Linked DNA regions of Homo sapiens: region 1 is linked to region 2. Evidence: chromatin loops called from intact Hi-C (ENCODE). Cell type or tissue: PC-3. All regions are shown on one strand. Links, peaks and the distances in the headings refer to the core of each region. The heading gives the core; the rest is flanking DNA.

Region 1 (4,415 bases), core at 96-4,095, 130 kb after region 2:
TGCTTATATTTATAGGATTATATAGCAACTGCATGAATTTATTTTCTGCTCACAAAATGAACCATTAACTTTCTATAAAAGATATACATTAATTACATTCTTATGCTTTGTAATCATCACTCTTGACATCCTTCAAATTTGAAAAAAATTATTAAAATGTATTTTTTTAGTCTAACACACGTGTGTGTGTGTGTGTGTGTGTGTGTATATATAGTCTGTCTATTAAAGGACAATAAAGTCTAAACCTGTTTAACTATTAAAGCAAATAAATGAAGAGCTGAGACTCTGAAGACAGAATTATTGGGTTTTCTATAGCAATCAAACTTACTAGAAGTATGATCTTGAGCAAATTACTTAACCCTCTACTTCAGTCATCTTATATGTAAATGAATTTTTGTGAGAATTATATGAGTTCATGTATGACTTAGAAAAAATAAATCTAAGAACTTAAAGGCAAAATATTGGTGAAACATGGCAATAAAAACAGCATAATTTTCAAAATGTGGCACAGATACCCTGGAAGTACTATTCCATATTACAAGGGTGGTAATGTATACCATAATCAGATACAAACATTATGGTAGAGGTCCTAAACTGGTAGCTCCCATCTAGATTGTCTTTGTATGGCTATCACAGAATTGGTCCACATAGTTTATTTTCATTGAGGTAGTGGCTAAAAATTACATATCAGAAGATAAGCCAAGATATGCCAGCTATCGATAACACAGAGAGATCAAGCATTTTCTTTCTGGTTTTTCAAGATCTCATTCCCTATTTTTTCCCCCATACTGTAACTAAGTATCATCTTCAAGTTCTCCTAGTGTTTTGCATTACTGCTTTTTTAAAGTTAATTTTTTCTGGATTTATAACTTCAAAAAAAAAAAAAAGTAAATGAGCAATAAACTGACCATAGAGCTGTTTGTTTTGCAGCTGATTCTGTTTACTCGTTTGCATTATGAGCCTGGTCAAGGCATTTGAGTTTGCAGGTGCAAGGTGAAAGGGCTTGAGTTCACAAAATTAAAGGCGGTACTGGATTTTGTTATCATTTTTTAAAAACACAACATCAAATAGAATAATTGCTTTATTTATTTTCTGTGACTTGGAACAGATACAGGCTTCTCAGTATGAACCTAGTAAGCATGGATGATCTGTACTGGAGATGAGATGAACACACTTGTTACTCAGCTCAAAATAAATCAGTCTCTCATTTGATCTCTGTTAGTCATAATAATAACGTTAAACATAACCTAAAGATATCCTTGTTACCTTTTACCAGGAAGCGTGGGATGGGGGTGAGGGATGAGACATTATTTAATGGGTAAAATGTACAATGTTAATGAGATGGTTACACTAAAAGTCCAGATTTCACCACTGGTCAACATACCCATGTAACAAAACTGCACTTGTACCCTTTAAATAAATACAAATAAAAAAAAATTATAAAAGATAATGAAATAAATCTACCAATTTCACTTTTTATTTTTGTAAATAAAAAGAAATATGACACTATTTATAATTTGTATAGGAGCATTACCAAAAAAATGCAAACACTTGATCTTATCTTGACATTAAAATGATAAAAATAATTGGCATTAAAAAATTGATTTTTGAACAACATGTTATAAGCAACATGTAAGATTTTAAACCTCAAATCAGAAAAGAGTGTGTGTGTGTGTGTGTGTATTCACAAGTCATAAGAAATAAACACATTTCAATCTACATTAAAATATATTTTGTCACCAAACTAAAGACAGTCAAATGTCATTTTCAGTACATTTCTATGCAAAGTATGCTGTTTATCCTTAAGTAATCAATTTAAATTAAATTAAACTAATGATAACTTGGTTAAAGATGTCAGAATACAGGCATTTCTATCTCACTGTCTTCTATAAAACAACTGAAAACAAAGTTATACATTTTAAAACCTCATCTGTAATGAAATTTGGAGAGAAAAGAAGCTGTCAGACCCTGTGAAACTTGAAACAAATCAACGCAGAGTGCTGGGGAGAACATTTGAGGCCCACAGACAGCGTTGACTAAAAGTGGATCTCAATGCCTTAAGAGGCCCCACAGCAATACTTTACTTGAAATACAAGGCCTGCGGTGCAGGTAGACTTTGCAAGCTGGTCTAAGCACAAGGTGACTCTGCGGAATAACAGCAAAAGTGGAACTGGGGAAAAGTACTGCAGAGACATGCTATCCTTACATATTGTCAGTGTGGTGGCTTGAAGAAATCACACTGGGTGGCAATCTACTCTGGAACTTCTGATTATTGTCAGTCGAGAAAAAATAAATTGACTCAGTTACCTGTAAAAAATAAATAACCTAAAATAAGTGGGGTTTGTCTGGGAACCAGGAAGATTTTTTTATTTGTCCAATGGAACTACACACTGTAAGAGAACACTGATCATTATCTGCCTCATTTATGGTATGATGGCATTCTGAGTCATATCATCATCCCCAATTGGAGACAGTTTCAGCCACAGCATATTTATCAGTTCTCTATCAATACTACTTTTCAACAAATACCTACACTGGTAAAAACATTCCCTATTCAAAACAATAAGTAATTAAATATAATCAACCTGGAGCTAAGGCATAGATAGCATGCTTACTTATAATACAGGGGTTAAGAGGGTGGATTCTGAACCTAGACTGCTTGGGCTCAAATCCAGAGCACTCTGTTATAAAATGAGTGATTTCTCTGCACATCAGATTTTCCCCATTGATAAAGTGGGGGCAAATATTAGCTCATATCATTGTGGGAGTATAAAATGTGATAATATATGTTAAGTACTTCAAACAATGACCACCACAGGGTGTTATTCATCCTTAGTTGATTTACACACGTAAATGCATATCATATTTTCTACATTGGCACAACTAACGTTGTCCACAAGTAACATGAATCCAGCCCACAATCTTCACTTGCCTGGCATACTTTGAAAACTATTAAAATGGTGTCTACACTTCTTTCCTATCACCCTTCAAATAATTCGTCAGAGCTCAGCTCACACACACTTAACCAGAGACATAAGAAAATATAGAAAATAAAGCAAGATTAAAAATAAAATTTTTTACATGAGGTAATATGAAAGAACAGAGGGCAAACAGACATGAAATTCCAACAAATAAAAATGATATAAGCCAATTTTTGCTTATAAAAAAAGATGCTTCAATTGAATTTTAAATATAAAAATTATAGAATATATATTAAAAACTATCAGTGTTAAGGTGATAAAATAGAAAGCTAAAAATGTTGATTAACAGTTTAAAAAGGGAAAATCTTGATGTTACATTAATATATAATCTTTTGGTATAAAATTCAAAATCTTAAAAATCTATAAAACAAAAATTGTAGAGGATGAGCAGAGTGTTAGAAATATAAAAGCATTATAAAATTGTTGTGGGAAGTCAGGGACCCCGAACAGAGAGATCGGCTGGAGCCTAGGAAGAAGAACATAAATTGTGAAGATTTCATGGACATTTATCAGTTCCCCAAATTAATACTTTTATAATTTCTTATGTCTGTCTTTAATCTCTTAATCCCATCATCTTTGTAAGCTGAGGATGTATGTCACCTCAGGACCCTGTGATGATTGAGTTAACTGTACAAATTGTTGGTAAAACGTGTATTTGAACAATATGAAATCAGTGCACCCTGAAAAAGAACAGAATAACAGCTATTTTCAGAGAACAAGGAAAGATAACCATAAGATCTGACTGCCTGTGGGGTCGGGCAGAATAGAGCCATATTTTTCTCCTTGCAGAAAGCGAGTAGGAGAGATATTGCTGAATTCTTTTCCCTTCAAGGAATAACCCTGGGGAAGGAATGCATTCCTGGGGGGCGGTCTATGAACGGCCGCTCTAGGGGTGTCTGTCTTATGTGATTGATAATAAGGACTGAAATATGCCCTGGTCTCCTGCAGTGCCCTCAGGCTTACTAGGATTGGGAAATTCCAGCCTGGTGAATTCTAGTCAGACCGGTTCTGTGCTCTTGCACCCTGTTTCCTGAAGATGTTTATCAAGACAATGAGTGCACAGAGGGACACAGACCCTCATCAATAATTCTAATTTTACCTTTTGCCTTGTGATCTTTTATTGCCCTTTGAAGCATGTGATCCCTGTGACCTACTTCCTGTTCGTACATCCCCTCCCCTTCTAAAATCCCTAATAAAAACTTACTGGTTTTGCAGCTCAGGGTCACCATCATGGTCCTACCAATATGTGATGACACCTCCGAAGTCCCAGCTATAAAATTTCTCTCTTTGTACTCTTTCTCTGTATTTTTCAGACTGGCCAACACTTAGGGAAAATAGAAAAGAACCTACGTTGAAATGTTGGGGGCTGGTTCCCTGATATAAAATCATTTTATTTAACTTAGCCCATGACAAAACAAAACTATATGAAAGTAA
Region 2 (4,415 bases), core at 316-4,315:
GAAAAATGTTAGCTCCTTCTGCGTGCACACAGAAAAGTGAGGGGCAATTTTTTCTTTTTCTGACATGACAGTTTAGAAAGATATTGAAGTATATCAAATCCCTTTTGTGTGTTCTCTATATGTCTTTATTTCAGTTGGCCATTTTATAGAATGATAACCTACAGGTTAGACCAAGATTTCTGAGGACTAATCGTGTGTGTAGAAGTGCTAGCTACTTACTCTTTGTCACTTAATCCTTACCTATGACAACACATTATATTCATATATGATTCATCACTAGGGACCCCTAAGTTTTGCACTCATTAAATGACTATCCCATATTCCCCCAGCTAAAAATTGGCCAGACCCTAGGTCATTATTCTAAGAATGGCTTTATGAATGAAACTATTAGGCTGCCTATATAGAATCTAGTCTCTGTATAAATGTACAGTGAAGAAAGTAATAATCAGTACTACAAATAAGAAAGCAGAAGCTAAACCATACTGGCAAAGGACTGCATGTTTTCAATAGGTGAGACAGAGTACATTAAAAATATTCTTAAAATAAATCAGCTAAAATATTCATTAGTTTGAAAATCAGCCAAATAAAGCCTTTATTATAAATACAAAAGTTTGCCAGGTAATACATGTTCTCAATTTAGTTTCTCCAAGTATGCTCCTCATTCTAATTGAATGATAATTACCTGTGATGGTCCTTAAAAATACATATTTCAGTTCCTACCCTAGACATTGAATTTTCATTTTAATATGGAACTTCCTATGTATATGAGAGCTTAGAAACTACAGCTCTAGTATTGCAGAACTATAAACTCTAGTATACTTTCATCTCTTTACCATTTACTCAACATGCAAATTGTAGCTGAAGTCAGGAGAATGGGAAGATGTTGATGTTTTGGCAAAAATCACACCTTTACACATGTGTATAAATACATTTAGTAAATGAGGATCTCATTGTGCTCCAGGCTGCTTTTATCAGTCAATTTAAATGAAAATAATTATCCGCCTCACATAGCTTTCTTTAAAGGGCTGAGAAAATGCTCAAATAAATTGTGTAAAATATTTACATGGATTTATCAGGGGGCATAGTGTATTTAGAAAATATGAGACAAAAGGTGAAATGTCTGAGATAAACTACAAAGAATTCACACTTAACTTTCTCTCCCTCCCTAGCTTTTATCACTGCAAGTTATATAATAAAGAGGCAAAAAAACCAAGACCTACACATGAAGCCATATAAATGCTTGTTCTAGGCTACTTGGGGCAGGAAATCTGAACTTTCAAAATGAGGAGAAGTAATATTTACGTGGTAAAAATTAAAGTTTTGATCATCTTCTCCCTACTCCCCTTAAATGGTGGTTGGTTTTGCATGATGTTAAACACTTTTTTCTAAGAAATGTGTGAATTAAATAGAATGTGCAACTATGCCAGTCATATTGCCCTAGTGCCTAAACTCTGTATCATTAGTTAATTCTCCTAGAGTGAAAAAAGAAACTCAAAATATAAATAATAATATAATATTTATAATAATATAAATGAATAGTACTTAGCAATTATATAATACCATCAACCAGGTTAATCTTTACAATAAACCTTGAGGTGATTACTGATGTTGCCCTAATTTTATAGATGTAGAAACTAAGGCACATGAGATTAGATTACTTGGCCAACATTATAACTGGTAAGCAGTGGAGTCTAAATTCAAAGGCCAGGTGGCACTAGAACATACATTCTTAATCACTGTACTACAGTGCCTCCTAGGATATAAAGTGAAGCTCTGGAATGGCCTTAAATTTTTGTGTTGGCTTCATTTGTGGGTTCTAGTTGCATGCCCTTCCGCAAATAAATAAGTAGCCAAAATTTTATATACAGTTAAAGAAGGAAGGCAAAATGTTACTTTTTCTCAGGTAAGCTCACAATTAAAGGTGACAGAAGATCCTTTCTTTAAAGTTCTAACTAAAATATTTATTTTGTTTTTGTGGTAAAAGAAAAATAATCATATATTAGCATGGTAATATCTTTATGTGTGGAGGCTGTTTTTTAAAAAATACCAGTGAACTATGGTTTTCTACTGCCTGGCTCCAGATGTCTTCCAAGTGTTAATTGTGGGGCTTAGGAACAAATGTGTAGAATCAGGCTGACCTGTGTTCTAATTATAGCTTGGTATCTTCTACTTGTGTGATTCCAGGTAGCTGTCTCAGTTCCTCAGACTCATAATTTAATTTTTAAAAATAATTTATAACAGTAGCTAAAGGTTACTGCTTGTTTTCTATGTGTAAGAACAGTACTACAAATTTGTCTAAGGTTACTTTATTTAATGCTTTTCAGTGCCTTATGAAGTGCTTGCTTTACAAAATGAGGCATTAAGGATTACAGAAGTTGACATATCTAAGGTCACAAAATTAAAAAGGGGTAGAGATGAGACTTGAGCCCATGATTTAATAGACATAAGACTCAGGATTCTAATTCAAGGTCAGGATCCTGAGACAATAAAAGTTAGCAATAAAATTTTTGATGGCTAGATATTTGGGAAGTAACTCAGAAACTAAGGAGCTGTTGGGACTACATGTAGAATGATGGGACAAAGAACTTGTGTCATACACACGCGACATGTGCGATGAGTGAGGGTTCAGTGCACAGTAGGTTCTTGCCCGCTGTTTGCATGCTGAACCTCAAGACTTTCCATGTAGGAAATAGGGTCACCTTTGGTTTTAGAGATGTGAAAAGCAACAAACTCAACATTCACATTTGGTCTGTCTTGAGAGCCTTACCATATGATAATAACAGCCAGATTTTTCTTAGAAAGTCGTTTGGCTGGAACTGTTCTTCCACTGGTAATCAGAAGATGGCACTGTGAAGTATAGTACAGTCATAACTGTTCTAGAATTAACTCATTCATAGACTGATACACTTGCCTCGAAATTTGTATCTAAAAAAAGTATATAATATGTACTAGATGATATATATAGTATACATATGGTATATATTATATATGGTATAGTATATATCATGTAGTATATAGATTATATATGTAATATATAATGTGTATATGTATTATGTAGTATATATTATATGCATATTTTAATAAATATATTACTCATAGACATCTTTCACTTTTCTGAATACTTATCCTTAAAAATATGGTTATATATAACATATTATATGTTATATACACAGAATATATAAATATATTCCGTAGTATATATTATATGCATATTTTAATAACTATTTTAAATATATTACTCATAGATACCTTGCATTTTTCTGAATACTTATCCTTGAAAGTAGGCTTATTTGGTAACACACTATCATTAGCTTGATTCCAGTAATCACTACAGTGTTTCCTCTATGTCTACCTTTCTCTCGAAGGAGCATAGACTTGCAAATTTAATAATGTATACATTTCCCCTATATATTCTTTTACTTGAGTGACATAACATTAAGTGAATTCTCAAAGACAGCTTTGACAGGTAGTGGGCAATGTGTGAGGGAGACATAATACCTGGCATTTTTATAGTGTTTTAATTTTAATTGTTATACATGCTCATAACTCCTCACAACATCTTATGTAGCAATTCATAATAACCTCATTTTATAGATGGAGAGAATTTTAGTAATGGCAGCCAGGTAGCTTAAACCCAGCGCTCTGAATTCCCCATTCACAACACCAAAGTTGCTTTGGAACCTTGAAAGTTGGGGTGCAAAGGAGGCAGAGTTACCCAATGGCTAGCTCTTATGTCTTAAAGAAAGAAAACGAAAGAGCAGAGTGTACTGAGGATTTAAATTGTGATGCTACCCATTTTTATATTTGGAAGATGAAGCCACAGGTACCAGCCTGGCAGGACTAAAGAAGATGGTGCCTATGCAATGTTTGGCATGTTTTGCCATATTGGCTTTGGTTCTATATTGTCTTGGGTACATTTCATAAGTTCCTGTAAGTACCTGCCTGCAACCCTTGCCACCTTAATCAGTTGAGATTCAGGTTTTTTGGAATGCGTCAGAAAATCCCAAATTACAATGCCTTAAACAAGATATAAATTTAGTTCTCTCACACATAAGTTATGTAACAGGTAGGAAATCCAGGGCTGGCTGGTTCTCCATGGCCAGCAAGTGGGCAAACAGCTGCATTCTAACTTTCATGGGCTTCAGTTACTTTAAACTTCATCAACCCTTACTCTGTTAAATATATATACGTATACCACATTTATATTATATAACATATTGTTTTGTGACTATGTTCATATAAAGAATAAAATATTAATATTATCTACTTCAAGCTAAAAATTCATTTTTAAAAATTCTAATTTTAAAAGAAATTTAAAATATTTGTGGGCCAAGAAAGTATTGTGGACCATTGGCCATTGACTCTGTGCTGCTGTGCCAAGTGGGTAAGTTAGCCATGTCAGTAATGACCCCAGC

Evidence for each region. A loop is a pair of places that touch in the nucleus more often than their neighbours do. Peaks named below come from ENCODE experiments on the same cell type or tissue, not always from the same donor. Only the 100,000 strongest peaks of a DNase experiment are listed, where the experiment ranks them.
Region 1: a loop joins it to region 2, with 2.7 times the contacts of the local background. A loop is called at or near these places in 1 of 110 quality-filtered maps.

What each region holds. Positions count from the first base shown.
Region 1 is chr11:24,633,760-24,638,174 of GRCh38, forward strand. The region is part of intron 1 of LUZP2 (leucine zipper protein 2); the gene reads left to right. Among named protein-coding and RNA genes, the nearest start is that of LUZP2, 140 kb to the left of the region's middle. RefSeq lists an enhancer at 3,770-4,271. In PC-3, for the core only: a CTCF peak has its summit at 2,218; DNase peaks (open chromatin) are centred at 1,282, 2,422 and 2,792; H3K4me3 peaks cover 658 bases; H3K27ac peaks cover 3,712 bases.
Region 2 is chr11:24,506,475-24,510,889 of GRCh38, forward strand. All of the region lies in intron 1 of LUZP2 (leucine zipper protein 2), which reads left to right. Among named protein-coding and RNA genes, the nearest start is that of LUZP2, 12 kb to the left of the region's middle. In PC-3, for the core only: CTCF peaks have their summits at 1,751 and 2,814 (motif pointing right); no DNase peak of the experiment used is centred there.